Linked DNA regions of Homo sapiens: regions 1, 3, 4 and 5 are each linked to region 2. Evidence: chromatin loops called from intact Hi-C (ENCODE). Cell type or tissue: ascending aorta. All regions are shown on one strand.

The links. Hi-C counts contacts between places; a loop is a spot of excess contacts. Peaks named below come from ENCODE experiments on the same cell type or tissue, not always from the same donor. Only the 100,000 strongest peaks of a DNase experiment are listed, where the experiment ranks them.
Region 1: it touches region 2 in a loop (2.0-fold over the local background); 9 of 110 quality-filtered maps call a loop at or near these places.
Region 3: a loop joins it to region 2, with 2.9 times the contacts of the local background. A loop is called at or near these places in 2 of 110 quality-filtered maps.
Region 4: it touches region 2 in a loop (8-fold over the local background); 36 of 110 quality-filtered maps call a loop at or near these places.
Region 5: it touches region 2 in a loop (4-fold over the local background); 57 of 110 quality-filtered maps call a loop at or near these places.

Annotation. Positions count from the first base shown.
Region 1 is chr10:15,646,539-15,651,538 of GRCh38, forward strand. ITGA8 (integrin subunit alpha 8) reads right to left here. Exons shown (of 30, transcript NM_003638.3): 12 at 308-513. Among named protein-coding and RNA genes, the nearest start is that of ITGA8, 71 kb to the right of the region's middle. In ascending aorta, CTCF peaks have their summits at 3,027 (motif pointing right) and 3,232; no DNase peak of the experiment used is centred here; H3K27ac peaks cover 667 bases.
Region 2 is chr10:15,718,091-15,723,090 of GRCh38, forward strand. It overlaps ITGA8 (integrin subunit alpha 8), which reads right to left and starts at 1,832. Exons shown (of 30, transcript NM_003638.3): 1 at 1,473-1,832; 2 at 676-809. The coding sequence starts at 1,681. In ascending aorta, CTCF peaks have their summits at 1,969 (motif pointing left) and 2,171; DNase peaks (open chromatin) are centred at 867 and 1,931; H3K4me3 peaks cover 2,750 bases; H3K27ac peaks cover 5,000 bases.
Region 3 is chr10:15,530,237-15,535,236 of GRCh38, forward strand. It overlaps ITGA8 (integrin subunit alpha 8), which reads right to left. Exons shown (of 30, transcript NM_003638.3): 28 at 814-915. Among named protein-coding and RNA genes, the nearest start is that of FAM171A1, 160 kb to the left of the region's middle. In ascending aorta, no CTCF peak of the experiment used is centred here; no DNase peak of the experiment used is centred here; H3K4me3 peaks cover 510 bases; H3K27ac peaks cover 4,628 bases.
Region 4 is chr10:15,821,970-15,826,969 of GRCh38, forward strand. The region is part of intron 8 of MINDY3 (MINDY lysine 48 deubiquitinase 3); the gene reads right to left. All of the region lies in intron 2 of LOC124902383 (a long non-coding RNA gene), which reads left to right. Among named protein-coding and RNA genes, the nearest start is that of MINDY3, 36 kb to the right of the region's middle. In ascending aorta, a CTCF peak has its summit at 2,756 (motif pointing left); no DNase peak of the experiment used is centred here; H3K27ac peaks cover 731 bases.
Region 5 is chr10:15,582,401-15,587,400 of GRCh38, forward strand. It overlaps ITGA8 (integrin subunit alpha 8), which reads right to left. Exons shown (of 30, transcript NM_003638.3): 23 at 4,184-4,264. Among named protein-coding and RNA genes, the nearest start is that of ITGA8, 140 kb to the right of the region's middle. RefSeq lists a silencer at 2,941-2,990. In ascending aorta, a CTCF peak has its summit at 3,037 (motif pointing right); a DNase peak (open chromatin) is centred at 3,061.

The sequences.
Region 1 (5,000 bases), 72 kb before region 2:
AGATCAATTATACTAAATTTAGGATTGAAACAAATTATGTTACAGATTTTTCTCTGTGTTGCATTGTAATCTTGTGAGATTTGAAATAAAAATTTTCAGAAAGGTGAGAAGGGAAATTTCCATGTAATATTTATATTAGTCAAAATGTATAAACGTAAAGCTGCCTTGAGATTTGTGATAGTTTATTAAAAATCAGTAATAATAACTGCACCCACACACACCATACTGAATACTTTAAAACAGGCATGGTCTCCTTTATGCAGTGGTGACGACACATAAATGACTTCCACGCTTTGGTTTAAATTACCATTGTATCCATCTTGGTTCAGGTCTCCTAAGTGTGCCATAGCACTACCGAATCTCCCAAACGTCTCGGTGCCAGTGAGGATCTGGGGGTCTCTGAAGAGGAGAGAGCTCACTTGCAAATACAGGTAGATTTGCCCTACTTCTCTGGGGTTGCTCTCAAATTCACGTTCCATAAAGAGAGGTGCCCCAACCAGGACATCATCCAGTCTGTAAGGAACAAAGAAAGCAGCTCAGCACGCTAGCAGAGAGTAGAGTCACTTTGGGTTATTTGTAATCAACTAGACTAGTAAATTTCCATTGGTATTTTTCCTTTTCTGAGGGTTATTTTACAATCATCAGATTGCTTTCGCTGCTTTGTTATATCTATGGAATCGAATGCTGTAAGAAAATAAGAGCTGTTAAATTATCACACTGAACATTTTAGCTATGTTAAAAATGCTACTTTAAGGAAACCACAGATATTTTACCATTTTCAGCTTCTTAGTGCATTTCCAGAAACTGTACTTGCACAAAGCAAACATATCAAGAAAGAACAAAATAGCTTTTTGTAAAAATAGATTAGAGTTTGTCTGCAATTAATATGACTATACATTTAAATTATTCAGTTTTTTTTTTTTTTTTTTTTTTTTGAGACGGAGTCTCGCTCTGTCGCCCAGGCCGGACTGCGGACTGCAGTGGCGCAATCTCGGCTCACTGCAAGCTCCGCTTCCCGGGTTCACGCCATTCTCCTGCCTCAGCCTCCCGAGTAGCTGGGACTACAGGCGCCCGCCACCGCGCCCGGCTAATTTTTTGTATTTTTAGTAGAGACGGGGTTTCACCTTGTTAGCCAGGATGGTCTCGATCTCCTGACCTCATGATCCACCCGCCTCGGCCTCCCAAAGTGCTGGGATTACAGGCGTGAGCCACCGCGCCCGGCCAATTATTCAGTTTTTAATGCAGTAATGTTTAAAATCAATTTTGTCCTTCCCTTTCCTTTTGTTAGCTCAATTTAAATAAAACAGAGATTAGAGAGGTATATCAAGCTGGCTAGAAAGGTAGCAAACAACTTTTCAGCCCAAATAAAAATTTGAATTCTTTGGATACATAGATTATAGCAAAAAACTAATATGTAATTTTTAAGGTTAAAAAATTTTCAAGAGATATTCAAGCAAATTATTTAGAGATAAAGATATAACCACCTGGAGAAAAAATAAAAAAGTGGTTACAGGTATTTCCTTCACAGAGCCAGATGGGCAGGAAGAGGACTAGAATGGGAAACTTCACTATAAGCCTTCTAAGTGATTTGATTTTTTAAAAAGGTATAATGTATAATTTCTGTTTTAAAATTTTACAAGTCACACCAACCAAAAATATATAATTTGATCTAAATTAATGGCCTCTATTAAAGTTTGTCTGCAGATACAGTGTCTTGGCAAATGCAATAATCTCAAGAGTGACCTGGGGCAGGAACATATATTTGCATTTGACTTTTATGCCTATGTAGATTAGGCAATATGCTGAAGTTTGCCAAGCAAACCGATTAAAATATTATTAATATAATTGAGTTATAATATTCATGTATATGAATGATATATAATAATGTATATTAATACATTAATGTATGAAATATATAAATTGAGTATATTATAAATATAAAGGTCAAGAAACAATACTATATTAATATACAATATATTAATATACAAAAATTAAGATATATCAATAACAATAACATAAAATCAATAATATGTATAAAAATATATCTTACTAACAGATTCCATATCAAGTGGCTCATACACATCTTTGATATAGTTTATATCAAAAGTCAGGGATGAGGTGGGAACAGTTACTGAGAACAAGAAACTTTCTTCAAGATCTGAGCAGTCTACAAGACACTCCAACATCACTCTAACCTACCCTCTCTCCAATTTCTGGCCTGCCTTGTGGTGTTTATCTATTGTCTTCAGTCTGAATCAAAAGATATCCTGTGTACTTCCTATGTTTAAGGTACTTTGATAAGTGGCTTTAATGCAATGATGACTATTAGGTCAACCAATTCATTCCCTAATAACTTACAAATGAGGTTAAATGACTACTCATATTACTATAAACATGGCAGATGGGGAAAAATAATATGAGACAATGAAATTAACGCTGGGTATCCTGGACCAGGGAGAGGCTGGGTGCTTGGAGGGAACTAAGGAAGGTTCCATGGAGGAGATGGCATTAGACCTGGGTGGGATCCCAAGGTGGGCTCTCCAGGTGTAGGTGTTGTGAGCCAAACCAAGTGTCCCTGAGTAGAGTGAGGGTAGAGTGAGTGTCTAGACATGCTTGGTGCTAGGGGCATTCCAACTAATTTATTGTAAAAGTAAAATGTACAAAGAATTCTTAAAAATTAACCCCATGAGGAAAAAATATGTAACAATAACATATATCATTATTATATATTATATACTATATATTGTTACAATCAATATTACATGTACATGATATACAATAAGAAAATAAGCCAATTAAAAATTGGGCAAGGCCAGTCACAGTGGCTCATGCCTGTGATCCCAGCACTTTGGGAGGCCGAGGTGGTCAGATCATGAGGTCAGGAGTTCGAGACCAGCCTGGCCAATATGGTGAAACGCCTGTCTCTACTAAAAATACAAAAATTAGCTGGGCATGGTGGTGGGTGACTGTACCCAGTGACTCTGGAGGCTGAGGCAGGAGAATCGCTTGAACCCGGGAGGCAGAGGTTGCAGTGGGCCGAGATCGCACCACTAGATGGCAGAGTGAGACTCCGTCTCAAAAAAAAAAAAAAAAAATTGGGCAAAGATTTGAATGGACACCTCATCAAAAAAGATAGATGGCAAGCAAGCTTATCAGAAGACACTCAATATAATATGTCGTTAGGAATTGCAAATTAAAACCACAATGAGATACCACTACACATCTCTTAGAATGGCTAAAATCCAAAATGCTGATGGTACCAAACATTGGCAAGGATGTAGAACAACTCTAATTAATTGCTAATGGGAATACAAAATGATACAGCCATTTTGGAAGACAGTCTAGCAGTTTCTTACAATGCTAAACATAGGCTTACCACACAATCACAAAATTACACTCCTTGGCAGTTACTCAAATGCATTTAAAACAGATATACATACAAAAATATGCACAAAAATGTGCATAGAATAATTGCCCAAACTTGGAAGCAACCAAGATACTCTTCAATAGGTGACTGGATAAGCAAATCATGGTACATCATATAATAATATTCAGCAATGAAAAGAAATGGGCTATCAAGCCATCAAAAGACATGGAGGAACCTCAAATATACATTGCTCAGTTAAAGAAGCCAATCTGAAAAGGCTACCTGCTGTATGATTCCAACTGCATGACACTCTGGAAAAGACACAACTCTGAAGGCAGCAAAAAAAATCACACACCTGGGTTCATGTTTTAGGCAACCTAACAGTGTGCATAAGTTACTATGCTTTTAATGTGTCCCTCAAATTTCATGTATTAGACAATTAATCTTCAGATGCATATATTAATGGCATTTGGAGGTAAAACTTTTAGTAGGTAATTAGGATTAGATAAGGCCATCAAGGTGGAGCCCCAAAATGGGACTTGTGGATTTATAAGAAGAGGAATGGAATACAGAGCTGGAATGTTCTTGCCCCCCTCAACATGTGATGCCTGGCACCACCTCAGGACTTTGCAGAGGGTCCCCACCAGCAAGAAGGCCCTCATCAGATGCGGCCCCTTGACCTTGGACTTCCAGCCTCCAGAAGTATAAGAAATAAATTTCTTTTCTTTGCAAATCATCCAGTCTCCGGTATTCAATTATAGCAACAAAAAACAGGCTAAGCCATGTATTGCTTTAACATAGAAACTTTTCTGTTTCTTTTTTTTTCCCAGTAGTACACTTCCATGCTAATGCTCATGACTAATATTCAGAATTTAGTTATTTATTAAAAGAATACAGATTAGTGGACTATATAGTAAATATCAAATCAACCTAATTGATAGGCAAGAGCTAACATCACTTCAATTACATTACAGAAATTAATCTACAACCTCTTTATGGTTTAATTTTTTAGAGTTTTCTACTAATTGAATCATAATGATATATCCTGTATGAATGAACATACTTGGGCTAAATCTAGCATAAAAATATAGCTCCCTAAGCTGTTTCCTTTCAATTGGATTTTTCTGTAAATTATTCTCAAGTTAACCACTAAGAATCTGTTTAAATTTGGCTCCTTTTGGTCCTGCAGAGGTTAGAAACAATGGTAGTGCAGAAAGTATCCAATGGATTAAATTGTAATTCAGTGAATTTCTGAAGTAGTATAACTACTATAACACTCAAAAGCCGTAAGAAAAAAAAAACATATTTGCTTGTTTAGGCACGAGATGAAAAATACCATCTCCATTTGTTGTTAACAGGTTTGTTCAGAAATTCCTAACAAAGCTTACATTGACGGAGTTTGTAGTACTGGAAGTCTTGAGATAACGAAACTGAAGATAATTTCCCCAGCTTGTTTATATTTTCAAAACTGTCACAGGCTTGACAGTATTAACCATCAACCAGCATGCACACAACTGTTAAGTCTAAATGTTTGCAGTCCACTCAATCGTACTTGGAGATTTTTCTTAACAGAAAAATATCAGGGAAAATTTCCACCAGTTAACTTATCTGGTCACTTATTGACAGTTTTTTT
Region 2 (5,000 bases):
CATTTAAATTATTTTCTCAGGCTCTAAAGAGAAAACACCAGAGGAAACGTAACCAGACTGAATTGTTTAAAATGTATTTTCCCTTTAATTAAATAAGAAACATCTGTCTAGGGATTTTGGAAATGAATGTAATCCATCCACACTCTGCCTGCACTAGTTTGCATTCAATGTCTAATACTTTGAAAGAAAATTCTTTCTTTCTGTAAAGAATTAAACAGCAACGCGGAGTGATGTCTGGGTCTGCAGCAGCTAAGTCCTGCCTCCCGAGCTTGGGCACTGGAAACGCTAAGGATCTCTCTTTTTCCAGATCTGTCCTTGAGAAGCAACCAAATTCTCTCCACAGTCAAAGTTAGGACATAGTTTTTGTATTTCTCCAAAACATCCACTCACCCTGAAAATGCTCATCTCAGAAAGGTAAAGAAACAGGAGTTGCCAGGATGCATCCGAACACTCAGGGTCAAAATAGTGTCCTTTCTCTAGGGTTCACTAAACGTCTTCCTTCAGTTAACTGAGAGTTGAAAAAACTGATTTCTCTAGAGACCCACATAGCCCACAATACGGACATATCAGACAAGCTAAACGAGCAGCACACCAAGACAGCGGGAAGTCGCCTCTGGGATGGCCCTGGTTCTTCCAAACCCAGGCCCACAGCTTAGAAGGACAAATCTCACTTACTGGTGGTGTCAAACGGTATCTGCCTGCACTGCGCAGACCCCTCCGCGGGCCAAGGACAGTAATAGACGGCTCCCCCTTCCACGATATCGGGCTGGCTGGTGTTGGCTTTGGGCGCCCCCACCAAGACACTCGCTCTGCAAAAGAGTTGGAGAAAGTCACTCTTTGGGCGCCACAAAACCGTGCGCATGCAATGCAGTCTCTGTAACCTCCTGCCCGGGGACACTGGGGCAGGCGTGGAGGGCATGAACGTATTTATGATGAGGACCGACTGTCAAACTTGATTTCCTCTTGGAAACGGGGGTCCGCAACCTGGTTTGCAAGAATGCAAACGGTCCTGCTTCTCTAGGTGGAGCTCTGTGGGTACAGTGAGATGAGAGAAGGGGGTGGGGTAGGAGGAAGCCAAGGACAGAGCCCAGCTGCTGGTAGCCGACAGCTCTTGCGCCCAGACGCAATGGTTACAGACTCTGCATAAACAGACCTCGCTGTGGTGGCGGTTTTAACTGGCTTGGGTCTTCTGGGTCCTGTTCTCTCCTTTGTAGGATGCGTGCGTCTTGGTACCTGGAACACCCAGGACTTGCGTGTTCTATGCAAGTGGCATGTCTCTAGCTCAAAATTCACAAGGCACATCTAGCATGGCAGGGGAGAGAAGGGGCTGGTGGCGGGGAGAGGGACGGGACCCCGGGCAGGCGGCAGGACGGGGATCCCAGGCTGCGGGGGGACTCCGCGGCAGAGCCGCTGGGACCTGACCCGGGAGCGCCTTCGTCCCCGCGCGCACCTCCCCGGGTCGGGCGACTTACGTGCGGGCGTCGGGTATGTGGAAGTCCACGGCGTAGCCGAAGTAGCTGCCCTTGGGGCCGCTGTACACTGTGAGCTTTTCCACGTCCAGGTTGAACGCCTGACAGGCGGGGGACCACAGCAACATCCCCAGCGCGGCCGCGGCGCAGCAGAGGGGCGCGATCAGCGGCGCCTGGCTTCCCCGGGGACCGCGGCTGGCCCCGGGCGACATCTCCCTCCGCCCCGGTGGGTGGCTGCTACCCAGGAGCGCGAGCCGAGGACCCCTGCGGGGCAAGGGGGGCTGGTGGAATCTGGCGGTCCCCAGCTGCCCGTGTCCCGGGTCGGTGCGCTCGGCGCACCCGTGGTGACAGTGCCCGGCGTCTGCTCCCACCCGCCCGCCCGCCCAGCCGGCTCGGGGGGCTGGCCCAGGGGCTCTAGCCCTCCTCCGGCCGCGGGCAGGGACCAGCTCTCTCGCGGCGCCTCCTCGCGGCTGGTCTAGAGCCAGGGACTCCCGGGCGGCCCAGCTGGTGGCTGGAGCGCTGGGTGCCTCTTCGGGCTGCCCGGATTTCTATTGCAGTCCCATCTCAAGGACAATCAGTTTCGTCTCTGTCACCTCAAGCTATTTATTGCTTTAGAAGCAATGCCCCAGGTGGAGCGAGAGCTTGCTCCAGTTGTGTCAAAGGCGCAGCTTGGATGGAGAATGTGAAAACCAACCCCACCACCAGGAGGGGCAAAGCAATTATCTCTTCATCACCTCTGCAGCCTGACCTCAGCGTTCACGGCTTTGCACGTCTGTGATGAGAGTTAAAGTTGAAATGCAACAACCCTCTCCTCCCCTAAGTCCACCCCACCTCCTGGCAGAGCTAACTCATATACAAGAAAGCCTCGAGGGTTTTTTTTTGTTTTTGTTGTTGGGTGTCTGTGTGTGTGTGTGTGTGTGCGCGCGCGCCTGTGTGTGTGCATGTGTGAATTTTTTGTTTTTGTTTGTTTGGTTGGTTTGCTTTGTTTTATTTATTTTTTTTTTCTTTTTAGAGATAGGGTCTCTCTCTCGCCCAAGCTGGAGTGCAATGGTGCTATCATAGATCAATGAAATCTCAAACTCCTGGGCTCGAGCGATCCTCCTGCCTCAGCCTCCTGATTAGCTGGTACTGCAGATGACACATCACACCTGGTTAATTTTCTAATTTTTTTTTGTTGACACTGAGTCTGCTCATGTGGCCTAGGCTGGTCTCGATCTCCTGGCCTCAAGCCGTCCTGCCACCTCGAGTTGACTTTTAAAATTTCTTTTCTTTCTTTGTTTCTCTTTCTTTCTCCTTCTTCTTCTTCTTCTTTTTTTTTTTTTTTTTTTTTTTAAGGAGATGGGGGTCTCACCATGTTGTTCAACATGGTCTTGAACTCCTGGACTCAAGCGATCCTCCCACCTAAGCCTCCCACAGTGCTGGGATTTCAGGGTAAGCCGCCTTGCCCAGCCCTTGAGATTTTATTTAAATCTTTCTTAAAGGCATCTTGGGCATATTAAATGACTTAGTAGTAAATCTCCATCCTGTGTAATTGTGATGAAGTTTGGCGCAGTTAAGAATGTTGGAATTTACAGTTTACTTTCTGCGGGGGTAGAAGGTGTAGTTCACAGTCTACAGGAGTTCAGATTTCGGTTCTGATCCGTGGGTGTTGTCAATCTCTTCCCATGTCTCCTGTGTCGGAGAGGACGTGAGGCTTGAGTAGGGGAGGACAGAGAAGAGAAAGGAGTATAGATCCCTTTACATAACATATGGTCATTCGTTAACATTAAACAAAACAGGTCAGCATGAAACCGGAAGGAGCCGAGGTTAAACAGATATGAAGTTTAGAGACAGAAGAGCTAAGTTTTTTCTGAAGCATGTAAGAGGATTTGGTGGCAGATGTACATTTACGTAGGATTTTGAATACGGGGCTTACATTTGGGCACTGTGGGGGGAGAAGTTGAGGGAAGGTATTAATACTTAGAAAAGACAGAGATTAAATGGTTGTGCATGGGATTGGAATAAAAGGGGTGGGTTAGGAAGTGGTGGGAAATAGGGTTGACTGGATCTTCAGGAAGAGGATCTTAATAACAATAACATTTATTGAGGCAAAGGGAGCCAGTTCTAGAGCAGAGACGGGACATACCTTCTGGGGCTCCAAAAGTTTAGGGGTGGGGAGTGGGGGGTAGTTGTTGGAAGGAAGGGAAAGCAAAGTAGGTGTTGCCTAGATGCACTGGGAGGCGAGGACCTCAAGCTGGTTAACAGAAGGGAGGGGAGGGCCACAAATGCTAAAGAAAAGGGACAGGCTGGGCACAGTGGCTCACGCCTGTAATCCCAGCACTTTGGGAGCCCGAGGCGGGAGAATCACAGGGTCAGGAGTTGAGACCAGCCTGACCAACATGGTGAAACTCCGTCTCTACTAAAAAAAAAAAAAAAAAAAAAAAAAAAAAGCTGGGTGTGGTTGCATGTGCCTGTAATCCCAGCTACTCAGGTACTCAGGAGGCTGAGGGAGGAGAATCCCTTGAACCCAGGAAGCGGAGCTTGCAGTCAGCCGAGATTGCAGTCAGCCGAGACTGCACCACTGCACTCCAGTCTGGGCAACAGAGCGAGACTCCATCTCAAAAAAAATTCAAGGTGTCTCAAGGTATTAACCTAGAAAAGAAGAATAGCGAACGGTAGCAGTGGGCTAGGACAGCAGATTGGGGAAGTAGAAGGTGAGTTAGGTGCTGGGCTCACTGATTTGAGTTACTAGCCTGCGATTAGCAATGTAGATGGCAGTTTCGGGAGTGGTCAGTCTGTCCATTGATTTGAGGGTCTATCCAGAGAAAAAAATCTCTGAACTTACTGAAAAGCTGGACTTCTTGTCTCCCTTACATCAGAACCCACTCAGTAGACTGATCTGAATGTTATATCTTTACTTGTCATGCCCCTGTAAAAATAATACAAATAAATAAGCTATCAAAAATTTCCCTGGCAAATTGTCACGTCTGGATAATTTCCTGAGTATTCCTTTCCCAGGTAAAGACTTAGGAGTAGATGGTAGAAGACTTGCTTCTCATTTTAAAAGTTCATTTGCTTTGAACGCAGAGTCTGCTACTCTGATCAAGTTACTATTGTTCATCAAAGTGGTGTTCCCTTCAGTAATTTTCAATGAGGAATTCATGGGCAGCATACAAATAGGAATGCTGACAACTGTGTTGGACACTGAGGTTAGAAAAATAACCTCAACTCAATCATTTCCTGACACTGGCATGCTGAAATTTGGAAATCTGTCCTATTGCAAGCTAGCCTGAGATGGATGAGAACCATCTAAATAGGCAGAAGGTGATAGAATGATCCTAGACATGCACCTGACCTGTGTGCTGACTTACTAGGTGGAACTAGCTATATATTACACAATGCTTTGATTTGCATAGAGAAGCACATCACCAGGGTATCCCATGTTGTACCCACTTGCTTACTTCCTTGGCATATTTCTTAAACTTTTTAGTCTTTTTGTTCAAAAATAGAGTGAGAGGCTGGGCATGGTGGCTCATGCCTGTAATCCCAGCA
Region 3 (5,000 bases), 190 kb before region 2:
GTAGTTTCAGTTTTTAATAAAGACATTTCAGCTGGGCGCAGTGGCTTATGCCTGTAATCCCAGCACTTTCGGAGGCTGAGGCGGGCGGATCACAAGTTCAGGAGTTCGAGATCAGCCTGGCCAACATGGTGAAACCCTGTCTCTATGAAAAATACAAAAATTAGCTGGGCGTGGTGGCAGGCACCTGTAGTCCTAGCTACTCGGGAGGCTGAGGCAGAAGAATTGCTTGAACCTCGGAGGCAACGGTTGCAGTGAGCTGAGATCGTGCCCCTGCACTCCAACCTGGGCGACAGAGCGAGACTCTCAAAAAAAAAAAAAAAAAAAAAAGACATTTCATTCAGTTGAAGCTCAGAGTAGACTTTTTTATTCCCTTCTAGGTCAAAATGAAGGTTCTTTGCATAGCAAGAAAAAATGACTGTCCAAAGCCATGCGGCTGCTCCGTAGCCTACTATCCCTAAGAAAGAATTTCTTCCCTTCTTACTTGACTAACCATGCTGTTTAAAATGAAAGAATCAGTACGATTTCATTGTAATGATAACTGCTATCTGAATTCCTCTGAATAAAATGTCTTCATTTAAAAATGGTATTAGTCCTGCCCTGTAATTTTCTGGGGTAGACATTTATATTGAAAGTTCAAAAACCAGATCAAAAGGCACTAGGAAATTACCAGACCAATGTAAGAAATTGGTGAGCTGAAGAGGAAAATTTTTCTCAAGTCAATGTAAACACTAAAGCCTAGCACAAGCTAGACAGTGATTAAAACAATTATTTCAATTAAATTATTTGTGCCTATATATATTTAAAGATACTCACTACTATGCTTCCTTCTGGGAGTTTTGCTGGCTGATCTGTATAAGGCATCTTCTTAACTTCAAAGGACACCAGGGATGCAAGAGCATAGGGATCATTTTTTCTCTGAAAGTAAAAGTATTTATTTAAATATATTTCATATAAAGTTTTTAAGAGTTATACTGGCAGCCACCTAATTATTTTTGGTGTTTTGCATTTCAAGGCAAAATTTCCTCCTTCCTTTTTAATTTTCTCTCTTTTAACTTTTTTTTCCTCCCACCCAAGCATTCATCCATCCACCCACACATCCATGCATCCATGCATCCATCCATCTAAGCGTCGAAGCGTGAATCCATCTATCCAAGCATCCATCTATCCAAGCATCCATCTATCCATCCATTTATCTTCTTCCTATTTCTAAGGAGAATTTATCTCATTAATAAAAGACTGTGTATAATAAGGTTAAAATAAAAACAGAAAATCAGAGTCCTAAAAAGGAGCAAGCAAAGAATTTATATAGTTACTGCTAGTGAAGGACAAAGGAGAAACATAATGGGTGACAAAATTCTTATCAGATGGACGGAAATATTTTAGGAGAGAAACTGGCAGTAAGTTATAAAGAAATGTATTGGCTGGGCGCAGTGGCTCATGCCTGTAATCCCAGCACTTTGGGAGGCCGAGGCCGGTGGATCCCCTGAGGTCAGGAGTTTGAGACCATCCTGGCCAACATGGTGAAACCCTGTCTCTACTAAAAACCAGAAAAAAAAAAAATAGCTTGGCATAGTGGCAAGCGCCTGTAATCCCAGCTATTCAGGAGGATGAGGCAGCAGAATCGCTTGAACCTGGGGGGCGCAGGTTGCAGTGAGCTGAGAGCACGCCACTGCGCTCCGACCTGGGCAACAGGATCAAAACTCTGTCTCAAAAAGAAAAAAAAATCGTAGTATATTTCACAGATTACACAAGACTCACAACAGGGTTTCTTGGCCTAAGCACTGTCAGCATTCTGAGTTAGGGTGGGGGTGGGGGGGCCTGTCCTCTGCATTGTAGGATGTTTGGCCAGCATCCCTGGCCCCTGGCTAGATGCTAATAGCACCCTCCCTCAGTTGTGACAATCAAAGATGCCGGCCGGGCGTGGTGGAATCCCAGCACTTTCGGAGGCCAAGGTGGGCAGATCACCAGGTTAGGAGTTCAAGACCAGCCTGACCAGGATGGTGAAACCCTGTCTCTACTAAAAATACAAAAAATTAGCTGGGCATGGTGGCGGGTCCCTATAATCCCAGCTACTCAGGAGGCTGAGGCGGGAGAGTTGCTTGAACCTGGGAGGCGGAGGTTGCAGTGAGCCGAGATCGTGCCACTGCCCTCCAGCCTGCGCAACCGAGTGAGACTCCCTCTCAAAAAAAAAAAAAAAAAAAAAAAAAAAAGCCTCTAGTTACAGCCAGTTGTCCCCAGGGGAACAAAATCACCCCAGTTAAGAACCACTGACCTAGAGCCAAACAGTGTTTTTAACAGAGCTTCTCAGTGAAAGCTCTGTTTGTTTAATAGGGTCTCATATTAACTGTTGATAAAAGTCAATGTTAAAATATTTAAGAGTGACTCAGGAAGGCTGCTTGGAGAACTGAAGCTTCTGTGGCTCTCTTTTGTTGGATACAATGGTTCGATCTACCCAGTGCTGGGTCCTAACTGGCTCATCATGGCTCTTGAGACCCAAGTGTTAATCATTTCAAGACTTTTGGGTGCCGGTTGTTAAACAGAGCCATTATTACAACTTAAATTATATAAATGTAAACTTAAGTAAATTATATTTCTAAAAAAAAGGTAATAAATACTCAAAACCTCATGCTTGCTATTTTATTACATTTGACTATTATCTGTGCTCAGGATGTGATTTATGTCTACTGTATCTGTAAGAGGAAACACTACATAATGGTGTGGGACCTGGCATCTCTTCCCAGCTCTGTATTCCGTGACGATCATGGTGGTGGCTTGAAATCAGTGGCAAATGTTACGGATCGGGGCTCTTTTTCCTTCCCAGAAAGTAGTTAGTAAAAATCTACCAGTACATCACTGTCTATAATCCAATGTTGGGCCTCATGAGTCCAATAATTTTCCTTAAATATTTTTTACAAAGTTCTTTTTCCCCTGTGGCAGAATTTTTTTCTCCATTAGATAAACGCTTTTTTCCTCTACATGGTAAGGGCAGGACATAGTATGTAACTTTTATATACTTAAAGTTACAATATCTTTGAATGTTTCTTTCTACTCCTACCCTCCAGAATAAACAACTCTACTCATTTGGGAAAATTCCTTTTTGGATGTTATTCTAATGATCTCTTCTCTCTTAGCATTTCCATTTTAACTAAAAGTCGGAGTTTTGTTTGTTTGAGAAGGGTTTTTATACAATTCGGAAACTTTTGCTCATAAAATCATGTGTGTACCTGGTGATTTCAATCTAATTTCCTTGCTATCCTCACTGATAGAAACAAGAGAAACTCTAGTAATGAGATCTTGTGGGTAAGGATTATAATTATATTCTCAAATGCGTTTCCATGCTCCCAAACCTCCAATGAAGAAGTTTTCTTTTATCTCCAAGTTCAATAAAAAATTGATAGAAAATATTACTGTTCTTGAAGTCATGTCTTTGATAAATAGTTTGAAAACTGCATCTCTGCATCAAAATCTTTCTAGATGGAACGCTTTTCTCTTACAGATTCTGCATTTATAAATGCGAAAGTTTCCTAATGCATCATAGACAGCATTTGAACTCTAGGATGTAGAATGTGGATTAATATGTTTCTCTAAGGGAACTTTCTTTCACTTCCTTCCTTTGCCCTTCCTGCTGTTGGCTGCAGTTTGATTTCTCATATTTTCCATTCATCACATCACCAATCTTTTTTTTTTTGAGACAGAGTCTCATTCTGTTGCCCAGGCTAGAGTGCAATGGTGTGATCTCGGCTCACTGCAACCTCCACCTCCCGGGTTCAAGTGATTCTCCTGCCTCAGCCTCCCAAGTAGCTGGGACTACAGGCAAGTACCACCATGCTTGGCTAATTTTTGTATTTTTTTTAGTAGAGTCAGGGTATCTCCATGTTGGCCAGGCTGGTCTTGAACTCCTGACCTCAAGTGATCCTCCTGCCTCAGCCTCCCAAAGTGCTGGCATCACAGGCGTGTGCCACCATGCCCAGCCTCATCACCAATCTTGACTGCCGTTTCTGGTGGTTGCTGAACTTCAGACATATCTGAGATCAGTCTCAGAGATTCTGATTCAGTGAGACTGAGATGAGACTGTATCTGACATATTTTTTGGAAGGTTCACATTGTTGTTTAATTTTTAATTTTTCTCTATTACTTTTCTCCCCAACTATATGATACAAAGATGCAAGGCATATTCCTTGGAATATAATGTCTATATCTTCTACAGAACCTAGAACAATGTGCACAGGAGAGCTTGCTTAATCAATACTGGATCTCTGACCACATGAATGAAGGGTGAATGAACACATCTAATGCTTTGGTCATTTGACGACCCTCCCACTCCATGTACCATCCATTTGATGGCAATTATGAAAGATCTTTCCATTATTGAATTGGACACCCTTTCCTTTCTCCCTTTAATTAGAGTAAGCAATTCAGGAAGTTGTAAAAGGTGATAGTGATATAAGATGAGGGCTACAGTTCCTTTGAAGGGGATATTGATAAGCTCTCACCTCCTCAATCTAATTGGTGTGTGCCTGGACGTAGCCTGGGGTGCTAGCAAATAATAGTGAGAGGTGACAGCATGCTGGCAGCCCTCACAGCCCTGGCTCGCTCTCGGCGCCTCCTCTGCCTGGGCTCCAACTTTGGCGGCACTTGAGGAGCCCTTCAGCCCGCGGCTGCACTGTGGGAGCCCCTTCCTGGGCTGGCCGAGGCCGGAGCCGGCTCCCTCAGCTTGCCGGGAGGTGTGGAGGGAGAGGCACGGGGGGAGAGGCGCAGGCGGGAACCTGGGCTGCGTGCGGTGCTTGCGGGCCAGTGTGAGTTCCGCGGGTGAGTGTGGGCTATGAGGGGCTTAGCACCCGGGCCAGCGGCTGCGGTAGGTGTGCTGGGTCCCCCAGCAGTGCCGGCCCACCGGTGCTGTGCTGGATTTCTCCCTGGGCCTTAGCTGCCTCCCCCAGGGGCAGGGCTCGGGACCTGCAGCCCGCCATGCCTGAGCCTCCCCCCACCCTCCGTGGGCTCCT
Region 4 (5,000 bases), 100 kb after region 2:
ACTTGATATTCAATGTTAACTTTTTAAATGAGAGAATTTACTCCCTGAAATCCATGCCATTGTTGACAAAAATACAAGAAGAAAAAGAGACTCAATACCTATGTAAAAGGGCTAACTTGAATTGACTTTGATTTTGAAAAACAAATGGATATGCTAATCACTGGTAAAATTTATCATTAGGTAGCAGTGACTCCACTTGCCTAATACTTAAAACATGGACATTTAATGCCATCCCTCTTTCCTATAAACACAGGCTGTGTGCTTCAGACTGGGGAAATAAAGAAGAATAGAAAATGATCTCTGCCTTAGAAAGGCTATGACTTTACCAAAGACGACAGATGAAAAAAACATATGTGGTCTCTCTGTACACACACACACACGGAGTGGTATGAGAGTATCTGCCTACAGTGTTAGGGAAGGCTTATAAAAGTGATAACAGGGAGTTGAATCTTGAAGCGTATTACAGTTCTCCAGGCCAAAAAGAGGATGACAAGAAAATTCAAAGCAGAAGAAACAACAAACAGGTATGAAAAATCGATGCATTTAAGGAATGAAGAATTTGGCAAAGTTTCCTTAAATGTTTCTGGTCTGGGGGGACATGATAAATAGTGATTAACACAAAGAATTAAGAAGTAAGTTCTGGACTCGTGTGAAGAGGTAACATGAGTTTGGTTTTAGCTAAGCTGGGATTGAGGTACCTTTACGTGCTCTAGCTAGAGAGGGATAAATAGCCGGAAGTAAGGCTCAGGAATACAGGAGAGAAACGTCAGGGTTGGAGATAAAGATTTGGGAATCATCAGCATAGAGATGAGAGTTAAAGTTATGGAAGTGGGTAAGTCAGAACAGACACAACGCAGGGAATAAAAATGTGATAATAATAAAGTCTTTTCATAAACGATACCCTTCAGCTAACATACATTAATATAATAATATATTTGGGTCCATAATATATCTAAAAAGCATTTCTTTCTGGGTAAAAATTATGTTCACTGTAAACATAATGCATATATAATTTTGCATCCTTTTTACCATCTGGTCATGTTTTGTCCATTTTTCCATTAGGATATATTTTCTTATCAATGAATGTAGTAAGAATATTAACTCTGTTATTTTTGTGGCCAACATTTTACTGTGTAGCCTTAACTACAACATCTAGATGGTGTAAGGCAAGAGCTGACAGTTTAACTTTCTGGATTGGTAAATCCAAAATTAATAGAAGGTGCATATACATACAGTTTATACTTTGTCACTAGCTTCTTACAGGCACAGATCAGGTAGAGCAATGGTTCTTCAATTGTGGTTTAGGATTCCTCAGGGACCACAAGACCCTCTTAGAGACTACGTGAGATCAACATGATTTTCATAATATGATGTTAATTACCTTTTTACACTTACTCTCTCATAAGCACAGAGTTTTACAGAGGTTGATCTGTTATATTGTATCAGACTAAATTTATAAGCATATATGAAGATCCGGCTGTCTACTAATAAGCCAAGCATTAAAGGGATTTGCAAAAATTTAAAACAACGTCACTCTCCTTAATTTTTGTTAAGTTTATTAAAAATGTTATTTATGTTAATATTAATGAGTATATTTTGTTTTTTTCTAAATTATGTTTTATTTCTACAAATTTAGGAGGTAAAAGTGAAATTTCTTTAAACACATATACTACATAATGATCAAGCCAGGGTATGAAGAGTATCCACTGCTCAAGTACAATGCAATTTTCTTAAGCATAGTGATCTTACTCTGCTATCAAATATTGAATTTACTCCATGTTACAGTATGTTTGTACTCTAACCCACTCCCCTCATGCTTCTCCCACCGCCTGCCACTGACCCTTCCCAGTCTCTGTTATCTATCATTCCACTCTCTACCTCCATGTGATCAAATTTGTTTAGATCCCACATATAAGTAAGAGCGTGTGATTTTGTCTTTTTCTTCCTGGCTTATTTCACTTAAGATTATGACCTCCAGTTCCATTCACGTATACTGCAAATAACAGGATTTCATTCTTTGTTATTGTTTATAGAATTCCAGTTTCTTTATCCATTGACCTGTTGATGGACACTTAGGTTGATTCCCTAGCTTTGCTACTGTGAATGGTGCTGCAATTAGCATGCACGTGCAGGTATCCCTTTGATATACTGATTTCTTTGTCTTTGGGTAGATACTGAGTAGTGGGATTGCTGGATCTGGTAATCCTATTTTTAGTTTTTTGAGAAATCTCCATACTGTTTTCCATAGTGGCTGTACAAGTTTATATTCCCACCAACAGCATATAGGAGTTCTCTTTTCTCTATCTTCGCCACACTTTTGTTGTTTTTTAACAGCCATTCTGACTGGGGTAAGATGACATCTCATTGTGGTTTTGATTTGTAGTTCTCTCATGATCAGTGATGTTGAACATTTTTTCATATACCTGTTATTTTAAAGTGAATTAATACGTATTTAAAAATTTCTCAATCTTTAACATGAAAAACATTGATTATTTGCTTTGGGATCATCCGTAAGAGTGTAAAGGGCATGAGATTAAAAGGTTTTAGAATCTTCAGGTTAAAGCAAAACAAGGGAGAGGAGAAGAACAGCCCAAATAGGTATAAATGGATACTTCATATCTTCGCAAACTTTTCTCTCCCTTTCCTTCTTAAATGTAAGCAACACTAAATGTTTTCATGTAAAAAAGAATACATACATTGGGAAACAGTTTCACAATTTAATTTCTAAAATCAGTTACCACCACCTAGTGTTACAATTAGATACTACATCATCTATTTCCCTGGACTTTTAAACAAATGTCTAATAATAATATCATGTTACTAAATACAGCAAACTAGTTGTTCATAATTCTTGGGTAATGAACTATTTAGATTTGATCAGTAAACACATGCTTAGACATCTAGTCTGGATGGTAATTATTTTAAAAATGTATTATGCCTGTTTTCTTAAACAGAATATATACTTAACATTTTTACCTTCTTATGATAGTTTCAAGAGCATCACACTAGGAAAATTTACTTTTATGCCAAGTTGTAATACAGTGAGGATTTAATATTCTCACATGTTACGATTTATAGAATTTATTTGTAGGAGACTTTCTCAATAAGCCTTGAAAGTGTCTATTTTCAAGTATTCCTAATCTGAAAATCTGAAATCCGAAATGTTCCAAGATCTGAAGCATTCTGAGAGCCAACATGACTCTCAAAGGAAATGTTCATTACAGCATTTTGGATTTCAGATTTTCAGATTAGGGATGCTAAACTGGTGAGGAAAAATGCAAATATTTCCAAATCTGAAAAAAATCGAAATCTTAAATGCTTCTGGTCCCAAGCATGTACTCTACATTTGCAAAAAAATTCAAATTACTTTGTGATTATATTCTTGTTTTCTTTGCCAGAATTAATTTACTATCTTTTATTATCAGAGACGGTGTCTTGCCTTCTTGCCCAGGTTGGTTTCAAACTCCTGGCCTTAAGTGATCCTCCCGCTTTGGCCTCCCAAACTGCTGAGATTAAAAGGCACAAGCCAATACACCCAGCCTAACTGATTATCTTATATAAAAGAGAATGAAACAAACCATCAAAACTCATTCAGTTTCTGACTGCATTTTTAGGAGTTCCACATATTAAGTGGAATATAACCAGACAAGCACCAGAGAAACATGACTATTTTTTGGCCTAACTATAATATCCGTTTCTGTTTATTTTATAATTGACAAATTAAAGTTGTATATATTTACCGTGTACAACATGTTTTGAAATATGTATACACTGTAGAATGGCTAAACTGAGCTAATTAACATATGCATTATTCTGTGTATGAGTCCATCATCTTTCAATTAGCTATGCATTTGACTGGCTGTAATACTGATTTCTTTTTATAAAAACAAAACAAAAACCCACAAAAAACCAAGAAACTTCTGGGTTTCTGAATTACAAGAGTTGACTCTTCTATCCCTATCCCATAAAGAAAATTATAAAATAAAAATAATCATCAAATAAGCATACAAAAATAAATAAACAATATGGACAAAAATAATGTACAAATACTGAAGAATTCCTTTAAGATAAAAAAGAGACCATGACAAAATTAATCTACAGAAAATCAAAATCAAAGAAAACTTTAGCTCAACATACATGGAATAGTACGAAATGAAGATGGATGGCAGGTAGAGAGGAGAAAGACCACAAAAGGATCTGAGAACCTTAGAAGGAGTTTGGATTTTATTTTAAGTGCGTAGGGAAGCCAGCCATCGAATGGTTTTAAGGGAGAGAGAAACATGATCTCACTGAGTTTGAAAAATATCACACTAGCCCCTGTGAAAGAGTGGGCAAGAATGCATTTAATTTGATTAGTTCTACTGCAGCTTATTTCTGTTCTATTGGAGAAGCAAAAGATGGTTTCAAAAACTGGGGTAGAATCAAGTATATGGATTCAGGACCATATAATCTATATAAAACACTGAATATTTTTCACTAAAGAATGTACAAAACAATCTAGTTGGGAAGATAATATGTAAAGATATAATTTCCTCAAAATAACCTACAAATATAATGTAACCAATCCAAATCTTCAAAGATTTCTTAAAACTGGAACTTGAAGAGCTGGGAGGAAAGTTCAACTGGAATAGATAATGTAGAAAAGACTATGACAATTTTGTAAAAGTATAACATCAGGAAACATGCTAATGAATATCAAAGTATATTATAAAACTATGTAATTGTGAAGTTTTGCATAAGAAGTCACAAAAAGATCAGTGGAATAGAATAAAAACATGTAAATATGGAAAAATGTGTTCAACAAAAAACGTATTTCCTATCTGTGGAGAACTGACTGGAATTAGGACATTAGATAATTCTTTGAGAAAAAGTCAAAAGGCAGATCCCAAACTCATACCATTCATAAATACAAAATCCAGATAGACTAAAGAGCCAAACATTAAAAAACAAAAAGCCCACAAAAGCATTTTTGGAAAATACTAGAGAATATTATCTTGGGG
Region 5 (5,000 bases), 140 kb before region 2:
TAGGACACAAAGAACACAAAACATTAAAAAATCAACTGGATTTCATCAAACTTTTGCTTCTTGAACATCACTATTAAGGAAATATAAAACCAAACTATAGACTGGGAGAAAATAATCGCGGGACACATATTTGGTAAATGGCTTTGTATACAGAATTTATAAAGAACTTCTACAACTCGATAATAAGGAGACAGAAAACCCAGTAATAAATGGGTAGAAGATTTGAAGGGATACTTCACCAAAAATGAGATATTGATGGCAAATAAGCACTGAAAAGATGCCCAATGTAACTGGTCATTAAGCAAATGAAAACTAAAAACTCAGTGGAACACTATAGGCTTACTAGAATGACTAAATACAAACCAACATAAAGCACATGCTGGCAAAAATGGTGCATGACTGCAACTCTCATGCATGGTTGGTGGGAATGAAGAATGGAAACAGTATAGCCTTTCTGGAAAACAGTTGCACAGTTTCTTATAAACATACACATATCATACAACTCGGTAATTCCATTTGTGAAAACAAATGTTCCAACAAAGACCTGCACATGAATACTTATAGCAGCTTTATTCTTCATAGCTCAAACTGGAGACAATTCAAATGTTCACCAATGAGTGAATGGATGAACAATTCACTGGACATCCATCCATACAATGGAATACTTCTCAGCAGTAAAAAGAAACCATCATAGCAAAGACTTGGAACCAACTGAAATGCCCATCCAGATAGACTGGATAAAGAAAATGTGGCACATATACAATGTGGAATACTATGCAGCCATAAAAAAGGATGAGTTCATGTCTTTTGCAGGGACATGGATGAAACTGGAAACCATCATTCTCAGCAAACTAACACAGGAACAGAAAACCAAACACCACATGTTCTCACTCATAAGTGGGAGTTGAACAATGAGAGCACGTGGACAACAGGGAGGGGAACATCACACAGCGGGGCCTACTGGGGGATGGGGGGCTAGGGAAGGGATAGCATTAGGAGAAATACCTAATGTAGATGATGGGTTGATGAGTGCAGCAAACCATCATGGCACTTGTATACCTATGTAACAAACCTGCACGTTCTGCACAGGTACCCCAGAACTTAAAGTATAATAATAAAAAAGTATATATATAAAAAGAAACTGTCTACTGATACATTCAAGAACACAGATGTTTCTCAAGTGCGTTAGGTTAGGTGGAAGAAGCCAGCACCATTCCCAATGACTTGCATAACATTATAGATCATTCCGGAAAAAGGCAAAACTATAGTGACAGAAAATAGGCCAAGCTTGCCAGGGTCTCGGGGTGGGGAAGGGTTGGCTATAAAGTAGTCCAAAATAACTATGTGGAGTGATGGTACTGTTCTATATTGTATGTTCTTTTGATGTCATAACTTCTTCAACTGGACACCTAAAAAGGATGAATTTTACTTTATGTAATTTACATTCCAATAAATCTGACTTTTCAAAAACCCCACAAACTCCATAAACTGTTGAAAGATATTGGTAATCTTTGTAACTGATAAAGGATTAGTGACTAAACTCTAGAATAGAAAAGAATTTCTATACACTAATGAAAAAAAGTCAACTCTTTTAGTAGCACTATGTGTAAAAAAGGCTGGGTGTGATGGCTCATGCCTGTAATCCCAGCACTTTGGGAGACCAAGGCAGGTGGATCACCTGAGGTACAGAGTTCGAGACCAGCCTGGCCAACATGGTGAAACCCCTTCTCTATTAAAAATACAAAAATTAGCTGGGCATGGTAGCAGGTGCCTGTAATCTCAGCCACTTGGGAGGCTGAGGTAGGAGAATCACTCGAACCCTGGAGGGAGAGGTTGCAGTGAGCTGAGATCATGCCACTGCACTCCAGCCTGGGTGATGCAGCGAGACTGTCAAGAAAAAGAAAAGAAAAGAAAAGAAAAGAAATATGTGCAAAAAATTGAACAAGAATTTCTCTGCACAGGAAGAATAAAGAGTCAACAAAGATTAAAAAGCTGCTGAATCTCATTTAGGAATCAGGGGACCGCAAGTTAAACCTTCAGTAAGGTACCATTTCTTGTCCACCAGACTGGCTCAAAAACCAGATCATGTTGAGAGTTAGCTGATAGTGTGGGATAACAGAAACTTCACCCACTTCTCACAGGAGTGTAATTTGGCATAAGTATTTTGAAAAAGAGTTTGATATTATGTAGTAAAGTTAAATAGAGCATACTCTCTGATCCTGAATTTCCACTTCTAAGTATATCCTCTGCTGACATTCTTCCCCCTGTGTACTGGAAGATATGTACAAAAAACAATTGCAAAAAGGAAAATAATAAAAGCCCTGCATTTTCATCCAGAGTAGAATAGATAAATAAATTATGGTATATTTTGGCCGAGCATGGTGGCTAAGGCCTGTAATAATCCTAGCACTTTGGGAGGCTGAGGTAGGCAGATTCACCTGAGGTCAGGAGTTTGAGACCAGCCTGGCCAACATGGTGAAACCCTGTCTCTACTAAAAATACAAAAATTAGCCGGGCGTGGTGCATGCCTGTAATCCCAGCTACTGAGGAGGCTGAGGCCCGAGAATCACTTGAACCCAGGAGGTGGAGGTTGCAGTGAGCCGAGATCAGCCTGGGTGACAGAGTGAGACCCAGTCTCAAAGTAAAATAAGATAAACGATGGTATAGTTTTACAGTGTAACACTCAGGCAGTTGACATGAGTGAATTACAGGCACGTGCACTAAAATGAATCTCAAAAACATTGGTTTGAATGGAAAAAAATTAGAAACATACATAAAATACGATTTTATGTAGATAAGTTTCAAAAAACTATATCCCAGGCAGGATAGCATGATCATTTCTGAGCATGAGCTCTGGAGACAGTTGCCTATATTTACATTCTGGCATTTTCTAGTTTAACCTTCAACTCCTTGTGCCGCAATTCCCTCACCTGTACAAGGAGGATACTAGTTCATTTATAAGATGGGCTAACTTGGAGTAGCACCCAGAAGGGAACAGTGTATGTTAGACATTGCTATTATTCTCTAATCCGCTAGGGGGCGCCCCAGCGGCACCAGGACAGCAGGGCAGGACCCATGGCAGCACTGGCTCTGCCTGCTGAAATACCAGCTGTCATCATCGAAGCTTGTAAACCACCGTGGAAAAGGAAGGAAACCAGCATTCTGGAACCCCAGTGACAACTTGGTCCAAAATACCAGTTGACATTTTTAGCCAAATCCATGATTGTTCTGAAAAACCAGAATCATCAGAAAAAAATCAATGAAGTCCAATTTCATGCAAGATAAGAACTACACACAACCCATTTCTGATTTCTTTTTCCCCCAGGCATGGATTTTGCAGCTGGTAGTCATTTCCTTGACCCTTTTCCCCCGTCTCTCAGTTGATTGCTTATTGGCACCTTCCTTAAAGAATAGGACCAAAGAAAAAAGATGTAAAATATAGATCCAATCGACCCTTGCATCTGAGAGTTAGTCATTTATTAAACTCCAGATGTGGTGTGGTAAGGCTAAAAAGTCATTACGCTAAAATAATTATTGGAGAATTGAGATTTTTTTTCAGGGAATCACATGGTTGTCTATTTTATCTGGCTTCTTATCAGCTGGTTTTTATAGTTTGATTACTGCACTGTCAATTTGGGGAATAAAGTGATTTTTTTTTTTTTTTTTTTTTTTTTTGAGATGGAGTTTCACTCTTGTCACCCAGGCTGGAGTGCAATGGCACGATCTTGGCTCACTGCAACCTCTGCCTCCCGGGTTCAAGTGATTCTCCTGCCTCAGCCTCCTGAGTAGCTGGGATTACAGGTACCCACAACCACGCCTGGCTAATTTTTGTATTTTTAGGAGAGACAGGGTTTCACGATGTTGGCTAGGCTGGTCTCAAACTCCTGACCTCAGGTGATCTGCTCACTTTGGCCTCCCAAAGTGCTGGGAGTATAGGCATGAGCCACCGCGCCTGGCATAAAGTGATTTCTTGTTTTGATATTCTTGGAGTTAATTGTTATTTAGGGTTTACTCTGCTTTCCAATGGAAGGCTAATAACGATCAGTAGAAAAGAGTGAAAATTAATATCCAAAATGAACTGTGATCTCTAATGCATCAGGAAAATTCCACATCATTTTCACTAGTATTTTATCTTAACTCTACATACAGAAGGATATTGTACTATGCATTGCTTACTACTTACCCTCTTATTTCCACCTGCGCTACAGCAGTGATGTTGATTTGCAGGCTCACAAAATTGCTGTCTGGATTGTCCTTGTTGGAACTAAAACACAAGGACATGTGATTTAAATCTATCTGCTCAGGAGTATTATTACAATATATGATCATAAAAAACATTCTACATATCACAGGAGAACACACGTTACTAACCTGATCATTCAGGATACAAGTGTATTCATTCTCCAAAATCGTAACCATTTGTACAGAGAAATGCTAAGATCTTTTATGATCAATAGTAATGTAACAACTGTCTATGAAGAGACACTTTATCTGGAAATACAATAGATATCTAAAGAAACTAACACTTTTTTTTTTTTTTTGAGACGGAGTCTCCCTCTGTTGCGAGGCTGGAGTACAGTAGCCCAATATCAGCTCACTGCAACCTCTGCCTCCCCAATTCAAGTGATTCTCCTGCCTCAGCCTCCCAAGTAGCTGAGACTACAGGCGTGTGCCACCACACCCAGCTAATTTTTGTGTTTTTAGTAAAGACGGGGTTTCACCATGTTGGCCAGGATGGTCTCTATCTCTTGACCTCATGATCTGCCCACCTCAGCCTCCCAAAGTGCTGGGATTACAGGCGTGAGCCACCCCGCCCAGCCAAAACTAACACTTTTTTAAATGGCTAAACCAAAAATGTATTGAACTGAGCTCATTTTGCAGCTTCTACCTTTGACAAATTCCTTAACATCTCTGCGCATATCATGTTCATTGCCCATTAAATAGGAAGTAACAACACAGCCAACTCCTGATTTTCCTTGCTAATAAAGAGAAGAACTGGC